Regions from separate parts of the Homo sapiens genome. Here region 1 is linked to region 2. Evidence: read pairs that join two places in POLR2A ChIA-PET (ENCODE). Cell type or tissue: OCI-LY7. All regions are shown on one strand.

The links. Peaks named below come from ENCODE experiments on the same cell type or tissue, not always from the same donor. Only the 100,000 strongest peaks of a DNase experiment are listed, where the experiment ranks them.
Region 1: POLR2A ChIA-PET joins it to region 2 with 5 read pairs; 2 of 35 experiments call an interaction of 5 or more read pairs at or near these places.

What each region holds. Positions count from the first base shown.
Region 1 is chr5:94,629,397-94,634,396 of GRCh38, forward strand. It overlaps SLF1 (SMC5/6 complex localization factor 1), which reads left to right. Exons shown (of 21, transcript NM_032290.4): 4 at 1,107-1,347. Among named protein-coding and RNA genes, the nearest start is that of SLF1, 13 kb to the left of the region's middle. RefSeq lists an enhancer at 3,556-4,055. In OCI-LY7, no CTCF peak of the experiment used is centred here; a DNase peak (open chromatin) is centred at 2,825; H3K4me3 peaks cover 758 bases; H3K27ac peaks cover 1,329 bases.
Region 2 is chr5:94,512,990-94,517,989 of GRCh38, forward strand. All of the region lies in intron 5 of KIAA0825, which reads right to left. Among named protein-coding and RNA genes, the nearest start is that of KIAA0825, 100 kb to the right of the region's middle. In OCI-LY7, no CTCF peak of the experiment used is centred here; no DNase peak of the experiment used is centred here.

The DNA.
Region 1 (5,000 bases), 120 kb after region 2:
GTGTGTTTTGTTTAAGACAAAAAAAAAATACATTAATGAAAAGACTGGCACAAAATGTCAAAATCTTAAGCTTTTGTTAAAGTCTCAGCTGTTTTCAGTCAAGTTTTCTTTGATCTGTCATTTGATACAGGCAGTGCTTTTGTTCTCTCTGCTGCTTCTATCCATATTATGAAGCAATGGTCATACTATTTTATTTTTCTAAGATATTAAATACTATAGACCCAAATTAAGACTTAGTCTTCTCCTCTATCGTTTTGTATTTTATAGCTTTCTCTGCTGTGATTGATCTGACATATCATTAGTCTACTGATTGCAAAAAAAGAAGCATATGTAACTTGGGTGAATTTATCCTTTTTGGATTAACTTACAAGGAAAACACTTGCATTCGTTTTTAACTTTACAAATGAAAACATACATTGTCCATAATGTTCAAAAAGATCATTGATGCCCAGATAAAGAAACTGTTGGTCGGGTGTGGAGGCTCATGCCTGTAATCCTAGCACTTTGGGAGGCCAAGGCAAAAGGATCACTTGTGCCAAGGAGTTTAAGACCAGCCTGGGCAACGTAGCGAGATCTCATCTCTTAAGAAAAAAAAAAGAGTTGTTATAAAATGACCTGAAAAATTCTTTAACTCAGTAAATTTGTTTTACAGAGTAATAATGCCGTGAACAATATTGGAAAAGCTGTTAGCATAGGAGGAAGAATATAAATCTAACCCAAAATAGTGAATAATGATAGTAATAATAATTCCAGTAATACCACATTTTATTTTGGATTTTAAAGCTTTAGATTTATGTTTAGAATTATAAAATTGTAATTTAGAATTATATTTAAATGAAACTGTAATTATAACTAAGTTATAGCTATGGAATTATATTTAGAATTATAATTATTTGTCATGGAAAAGATTACATACAATGTTCAGTGATATTGTAAGCCTCTTACTATCAGAAAATTTCCCCAAAATGCATAGTTCAAAGATAATGTTAGCAGCATAGCTTAAGAGTCTTATCTTGAAAAAGGTTGACTTTTATATTTGATCTTTATTGTTTATCATTTATCAGAACCAAAATTCCTTTGTGACTGACAGCTCATTTGCTTTCTAGGAAAGTGGATACTAACCAAGGACTATATAATTCATAGTGCCAAAAGTGGCAGATGGCTTGATGAAACAACTTATGAATGGGGATATAAAATTGAAAAAGATTCCCGTTATTCACCTCAAATGCAATCTGCACCTAAAAGATGGCGTGAAGAACTGAAACGCACTGGTGCTCCAGGAGCCTTCCACAGATGGAAAGTTGTCCTCCTTGTTAGAACTGATAAGCGAAGTGATTCTCTTATAAGGTAGGATGTGATTACATAAAAGCTAAAGCAATTAATGAGAAAATAATTTTGATTTGCATGAGTACTTTCTGTATTTTTTTGCAATTATTAGCCCAAATGAGCCATGGTGATTTACTCCAATCTCCTAGGTAAGCCATTATGCTCGTTTAGACTTATGTGTCTTTAATAGAACAAAATCTACTTTACAATATTGTTTTAGATTATTCTGGATATCTCTATTTTACTTTCCATGTTATTCCTTTTGGCCAACTCAAGCAAAACAAAAAAGGAAAACTAATTGGGAGTTTTTTGTTTCTAGTTATGAAGCACTTTTAGACTTTTGGTATTATCACAAAAGCATCATTCTGGGTTTATGTAGTGCTGTCTTCATTATTCATACTGTTTTCATCATAATTTTATTTCATTTTGTCCTTGGTATATTTTTAAAAGCTTTTTTATTGGGTAAACTGTATTCTAAGACTGCTGTTACTTTTTTTTTTATGGCAAGAGGGTGGGGAGTGTTTTTGTCTCTTAGTTAAATGTAATTTATAATCAATAACATGCACACAAATTAAGGGTATATTTTGATGAGTTTGGACAAATTGATGCACCCATGTTACCCTCACTATAATCAAGATCTGTTACATGTACATTATCCTATAATGTTCTCTTGTGTCCTTGAACATTTAGTTCTGTACCACCAACACCAGGCAACCACTAATTTCCTTTTTATCACTATAGACTAGATGTATACTTTTTAAGAGGTCCTTATGAATGGGATCATACTTAAATACTGCTTTGATATAGCTTCATTTCTCTAGTACAGTATTATTAAGATTCATCCATTTTGTGTATACCAGCAGTTCATTCCTTTTTGTTGCTGAGTAGTAGTCTACTCCATGGATATGTTACAGTCTGTTTATTCACATATTGGTAGATATTTGGGATTTTTTTGTCTTTGCTAATATAAATTGAGCTGCTATGAACATTTGGTTACAAGTATTCATGCAGACATGTTTTCAGTTCTCTTGGGAAATATCTCGGAATGAATGAATTTATACTGTTTGAGATGGCAATTATGTGTGTAACATTATAAGAAAATGCCAAACTGGCCAGGCATAGTGGCTCAGGTCTGTAATCCTAGCACTTTGAGAGGCCAAGGCAGGAGGTGATTACTTGACCCCAGAGTCTTAGATCAGCCTGGGCAACATGGCGAGATGCTGTCTCTACAAAATTTTTTTTTCTTTCTTTTTTTTTTTTTTTTTTCCAAATTAAATTAGCCAGGCTTGGTGATGCATGTCCTAGTCCTAGCCACTTGGGAGGCTGAGGTGGGAAGATAGCCTAGAGCCCAGGAGTTGGAGGCTGCAGAGAGCTATGAACTGTTTTTCAAAGTAGTACCATTTTATATTCCCAGTAGTAGTGTATGAGAGTTCCTGTTGCTCTGAAGTTATTTTGGCACTGTTAACGAAAATCAATTGACCATGTATGTGTGGTCTATTTCTGGACTTCCTGTTTGGTTCCAGTGATCTCTATATCTACCTTATACCAACACTACACTGTTTTGGTTACTGTGTCTTTAAGTGAGTCTTGAAATTAGGTACTATGGGTTTCTTAACTTAGTCTTTTTAAAAGTTGTTTTAGTGAATCTGGATTCTTTGTATTTCCGTACACATTTTAGAATCACTGTCAATTTCTGTGAAAATGCAAACTGGTATTTTGATTGGGATTGTATTTTATAGGTCAAATCTTAACAATATTGAGTCTTCCTATTAGTGAACTATGTATTCTCCGCTTGTTCTTTAATGTCTTATAGTTCTCATTATATAAATCTTGCACATATTTTATTAAATTTATTCCTAGGTATTTTGTGTTTTGGGGTGCTATTATAGATTGCTCTTAAACTTTTTATCTGCATCTTTTGAGATAATTTGCTTTTCTCCTTTATTTTCTTAATATGTTGAATTATACTTGTTTGTTTCTTTTATTTATTTATTTTGAGACAGAGTCTCGGTCTGTCGCCCAGGCTGGAGTGCAGTGGTGCAATCTCGGCTCACTGGAAGCTCCGCCTCCCGGGTTCACGCCATTCTTCTGCCTCAGCCTCCTGAGTAGCTGGGACTACAGGTGCCCGGCTAATTTTCTGTATTTTTTAGTACAGGTGGGGTTTCACTGTGTTAGTCAGGATGGTCTTGATCTCCTGACCTCGTGATCTGCCCGCCTCGGCCTCCTAGAGTGGTGGAATTACAGGCTTGAGCCACCGCGCCCGACCTTTATTTTTTTAATTTTTTGAGGTAGCGTTTTGCTCTTGTTGCCCCGGCTGGAGTGCAGTGGCGTGATCTTGGCTCACCGCAACCTCTGCCTCCTGGGTTCAAACAATTCTGCCTCAGCCTCCCGAGTAGCTGGGACCACAGGCATATGCCATCACACCCGGCTAATTTTATATTTTTAGTAGAGATGGGGTTTCTCCATGTTGGTTAGGCTGGTCTCAAACTCCCGACCTCAGGTGATCCGCCCACCTCGGCCTCCCAAAGTGCTGGGATTACAGGCGTGAACCACTGCGACCGGCCACTTGATTCATTCTTAAATGTTAAACCAAACTTGTATTCTTGAGATAAACTGTACTTCATCATGGTGTATTTTTTCTGGTTCATTTTTAATATTTTGCTGATTCTATTTGCAATTTTTAAAAATGATTTTTGTATCCTAAACCTGATAAATGACATCTATGTAAATATCTAAACCTAATGTGATATTTAATGGTGAAAGATTTTTTCCCCCATGATTGGTAACAAGGCAAGGATGCTGACTCTTAAAATTTCTGTTTAGCATTTACTGGATGTACTAGCCATTGCAATAAGCCAGAAAAGAAATGAAGCATAAAATTGCAAAGAAAGAAAAATAATTGTCTTTATTTCCAAAGACATGGTTGTGTACTAAAAAATTTAACGAAGATACTAGAAGATCTCGCTAGTGAATTTAGCGAGATCAAAAGACAACAGATCACTGTATAAAACTTAATTGCATTCTCATATACTAGCAAAGAACAATTGGAAATTGAAATTTAAATTCTCATTTTGGTTTTATTAATTTTCTCTATTGTTTGTCATTTCATTGATTTCTGTCCTTGGTTTTATTATTTCCATACTTCTTGCTTTAGGCTTAATTTGCTTTCGTTATTTTTCTGTTTGTTTTTGAGGTAAAAACTTGGATCATTGATTTTAGACCTTTCTGTTTTTCTATTAGTTGCCCCCAAGCATTGCTTTATCCACATCCCACAAATTTGTATTAATCGTGTTTGCTTTTTTATTAAGTTCAGAGTATTTTTAAATTTTCGTTTCTTCTTTGACCCATTGATTATTTACAAGTTTATTATTTAATTCCCAATTACTGATAGAATAATTTAATTTTCTAACTGTAATTCAGATTAGTCATTACTTCTGTTAGTCCTATCAGCTTTTGCTTTATTTATACTGAATTCCTGTTATCAGTTGCATACGTATTTTCTCAATGGCCCTGATTTTGTAATTTTTATTTATTTTTTTCTATTACCTCAAACACTTGTCATTGTGTCCTTTGATCAACATTTCCTATTCCCCCACCTCCATCCAGCCTTTGGTAACCACCATTCTGCTCTCTGCACCTATGCGTTCAACTTTTAGGTTCTATAAATCTAATTT
Region 2 (5,000 bases):
AGCACTCTGTACGCTGTAGCAACTTACTTTCTACAGAACATAAATTTCTGACAACAATCTCATGTATACTTGTCCACATATTTGTTCAATATTGAATAGTTGCAAGATAAGTTTGTTCACTTTTAGTATAGTTTTATTCTAAACTTCTTTTCAGTGACTTTTTTCAATAATTTTCATTTGGATCTTAAAATGTTACTTATATTTTTAAATAGATAATTTATTTTTCTAAGTCAAAAAATGAGGCTTTTTAAAACCTCAGCATTTTAATCTTTTAAAAAGTTTTTCAGTATCAAAAAATGTTATTAAATGGCTAAGATGGTATATAAATCTTAAACTGACCTATGACCTTTCCTGAAAACCAAAACAGAATCTTATTTTTAACTTTCATCATTAGTGTTTCAATGTCAGAATTAGAGGATATAGCAAGTGAAATATTCTTTGCAACCTTAGGAAGAAGACACCTGTGTTCTAAGAAGGGAGAAGTAGATAACAGTGCAGTTTGGTGTTTGCTAATTCTTCCTATATGGAAGAAAAATGTGCTAAAATTAAATTGCATACATGTTCTCTTTTACCCAATATACTTTCCATTTTTGTGCCCTTCTGTCTTTAGAACAATGATTCAGATGCCTCAGAACATTTAATGGAGAATAATTAGGCCAGAAAATAGAGTCCATGCAGCAGAAAAAAAAGTTTTAGATAAAGATATGTACACATACATATACTACCACACATCTACCCAAGCACATAAAATACACCCTCCCCTTATACCCATAAATATCCAGTCATTTTTCTCATGATTTTTAATTTAATAAATAATTTTCAGAGAAAATTCCTACCTTTAGTAGAAAGAATTGAAAAAAAAAAAAGAACTTCCTTAGAAAAAAATTATAATGTCAGACTTTTTGTTTATCTTAGGTGGAATGGAGGTATAGTGGGAAGATGCTTCTTGTCTAATCTTAATTTTGCAGCTAACTTGATTTGTTAACCAGCCAAAATGCTTTCATTTTTTCACCCACAAAACAAGAACTGGAATTGCTGCATTGTCTAATTTTTGGGTGGTGATATAGCAAAGATAAGTCAAATAAATAAAAAATATAGATGCATCTTGCAACCATAATGCTAGCTAATGCTATTGTTATTAATTAATTAATAGTGAAAAGGATCTCAAACCTGGTAATAATCAGCTCAACTTAGTTACTTTTAGCTTAACTCTGGTAAAAATGGTATATGTAACCAGGTTACTTGCATCTTTAGGAATAAAATGACATTCTTCATTTAGATACTTTTTAAAATATTAAAATTAATGGTAATATTTTTTCTATTCATGTATTAGTATGCAAAGTCTTGGATTTTTTTTCTTTGCAAATCTTTCCAAATAGAAAGAAGTGATGTGGATTTGTACTCTATTACAGTTTCGAAATTCAAGGTTAATTTTATACGTAGGAAAATAAATGTATGCTATGAGTCCAACAGAAAAATTGGGATCTAAAAAAATGAGAATTACTCTTCAAATTATTGAAGGATTCTTGATCTTACAAATGATTTCATTCAGCAAGACACAGTAAGTCACTGTAGTCACCAGGACTTTGGGAGAGCTACTTAACTTGTCCAAACCACAGATTCTGTATCTATAAAATAGGGACAATATCCAACTTTCCAGAGTTGGCTTCAGTATACTTTTTCTTCTTTCGTAATATCATCATTCAAATGGTCAAAACTACTTGAGTAGAAGAGAGAACTGAGTGGCTTTTGATTGGCCTACTTTCTAATAGTGATCTTGTGTCTCCCTAGTCAAGAAGTCTATCTTCTCTTTGGTTTGAGGGCCTTGGTTATCTTGAATGATCTTTTCATTCCTTGAGGGATTCACTTCCCTCATCCCCAGTCTTCCTTAAACAAAAGAACAAGGGACTATGAAAAAAAAGGTGTCTTAGAGGTGATTCAGGTCAACCTTTCATCCACTGCAGATTTTAGGAATCTTTCAAATATTCAAAGGTGTTTATCATATTCTCCTAAGTCTTCCTTTTTCAAGCTAACAATAACCTCAAGAAAAATTAAAGATAGGATATATGGGGGCCATGGAGTTTGTCCTAGAATTTAAATCTCCTATTTCTATCTTTTCATATTAAAATACAGAGGATTTATTTAACCAAAATTTATTATATGTAAATAATCCTTTCTTTTTTGAACACTGAGAAATGTAGCATTTACTTAAATCCAAAGGAAATACAATTTTAAAAGTAAAATTAATTTGATCACATAACTAGTCCAAATATAAATATAGTAAAATGTTACAATATAAGAATGGCACTGGTGCTCCTGAAACGTAGATGATATGTGTACAATTGTATATATGGATCTGACTTTCCAGATAATTCCAAATTAGGTTATAATCAAAATGCTAATTGTAAATTTCTAGCTTTTTGAAAGCTATTTTGACTTTAAAGCCTTATAAGCTAAATGAAAAAAATATTGTAGCATAAACCTTTACGAAATAATAATTTTCCTAATATTAGAGAAACTAGCCAGGTGTGGTGGCTCACTCTTGTAATCCCAGCACTTTGGGAGGCCAAGGCGGGTGGATCACCTGAGGTAAGGAGTTTGAGACCAGCTTGGCCAGAATGGTGAAATCCCGTCTCTACTAAAAATACAAAAAGTAGCTGGGCGTGGTGGCAGGCGCCTGTGATCCCAGCTACTTGGGAGACTGAGGCAAGAGAATCGCTTGAACCCAGGAGGTGGAGGTTGCAGTGAGCCGAGATTGCGCCATTGCACTCCAGCCTGGGCAACAGAGGGAGACTCTGTCTCAAAAAAAAAAAAAAAATTAGAGAAACTATAAGAATACAGATGAACAAAATCGGTTATTCAGAAAGCGTTGCTTTGTAAATCACTCTGAAAACTTTGTAAGAGTATCTGTAAGAATAATATTGTTCTCTTCTATAAAAGATTGTTAAATCAAAAAGATTCTGTAATATTTATGTTAACATTATTTCATCATTTTTTTCAGATAACAAAACATACAAGCATTACACTTCTAAATGTATTGTAATACTAAAGCAGCACATGCTCTCTAAGAAACAAAACATTCAAAACTGAATATAAAGTAGAAAAAAAGTTACCATACAATACCAAGATGTGGATTAAGTCTAATCACAAGCTTATATGTAAATAAAATTGTCTGTCTGGTACCTTATCATAGAAAAATGGCTAGAGAGATTGTCACCATATTTTAAATATATGTACTGGAAAACCTGAATTAGTGGCAGACAGAATGCACTGTGGGGTGCCCAGGTGAATACAATCATCCAAAAGGCCAACTGGTAGAATAACATAGCACAGCATAGCACAAATAGCACAGCATAGCATAGCATAACATAGCATAGAAAAGCATCATAAAAACTACCCCTAGTGAGTGTCTGAGTTAATAACACTAGCAAATCATAACTGAGTTCTGAATCATTATCAATAAAAAAGAAAAGCAAAACACTGAATCAGTGTAGAAGACAGAAATAATGTAACCATTAAAAAAGAAAACGTGGGCCGGGCGCGGTGGCTCACGCCTGTAATCCCAGCACTTTGGGAGGCCGAGGCGGGCGGATCACGAGGTCAGGAGATCGAGACCACGGTGAAACCCCGTCTCTACTAAAAATACAAAAAATTAGCCGGGCGCAGTGGCGGGCGCCTGTAGTCCCAGCTACTCGGGAGGCTGAGGCAGGAGAATGGCGTGAACCCGGAAGTGGAGCTTGCAGTGAGCGGAGATCGCGCCACAGCACTCCCGCCTGGGCGACAGAACGAGACTCCGTCTCAAAAAAAAAAAAAAAAGAAAAGAAAACGTGGCCAGGCACGGTGGCTCACACCTGTAACCCCAGCACTTTGGGAGGCCAAGGCGGGTGGATCACCTGAGGTCAGGAGTTGGAGACCAGCCTGACCAAAATGGCGAAACACCATCTCTACTAAAAATACAAAATTAACCGGGCATGGTAGTGCATGCCTGTAATCCCAGCTACTTAGGAGGCCTGAGGCAGGAGAATCGCTTGAACCCAGGAGGCGGAGGTTGCAGTGAGCCGAGATTGCACCATTGCACTCTAGCCTGGGCAACAAGAGCAAAACTCCAACTCAAAAAAACAAAAAAAGTGAAAGTGGTAAATTATTTTTAATGCTAACTATCATACTGTTTTGCACAGCTTTTGACACAGAGTTTAGTGGCATATCAAGCTAATATACCAAATAATTGCAAACAGAGAAATCTTCTTTTTTTGGCTTACTATCTGTGTGGACTTGGAAAATATTTACCTCTCTGAATCTCAGTATTCTCATATATAAAGTATAAATAATATAAAAGGCTGTTGAGAAGGTTAAGTGAACCCACATATGTAAAGCCTTGTAAAGTCTTATACATATTAATAAGTAATCACATTAGACAGATAGATAGATAGATAGACAGATAGATGATAGATGAATGATGGAAAATTTACAGGTCATTCAGGGAAGAACAACCAATCCTCAACCTAAGTACAAAATCAGAAGCAACTAAAGATTGAATAGGTCCAAACTGCCTTAGCTCATTAAGGTATAAGCATGGAAAGGTAAGACATTAGCTCATTAAGACTACAGTATACATACAAAGCCTGCTTAAAGTCACTAAATAGAAATTATAATCATTTAAATCATATACATTTAAATTAGGATTATTTAAATTTAAATAAATTAAATTTATTTTAAATTATTTAAATTTAAATAAATTAAATTTATTTTAAATTATTTAAATAGTTTGGAGAAGAAGAAAACAATGACCACTAAAGTTGAAGAAGTATACAGAGGATTCAGAGAAATGTTTTTAAATTTAAAAATATCCTATTTTTCAGTCAGTAGATTATAGTAATACAGGAAGGGCTCTGAGTCAGACAGATAAGTTTGAATCCTGGCTTCACTCTATGTCCTAGAGCAAATTACTTAACATCTCTATGTCTTAGTTTCCTCACTGTAAAATGGAGATAATAAATAAT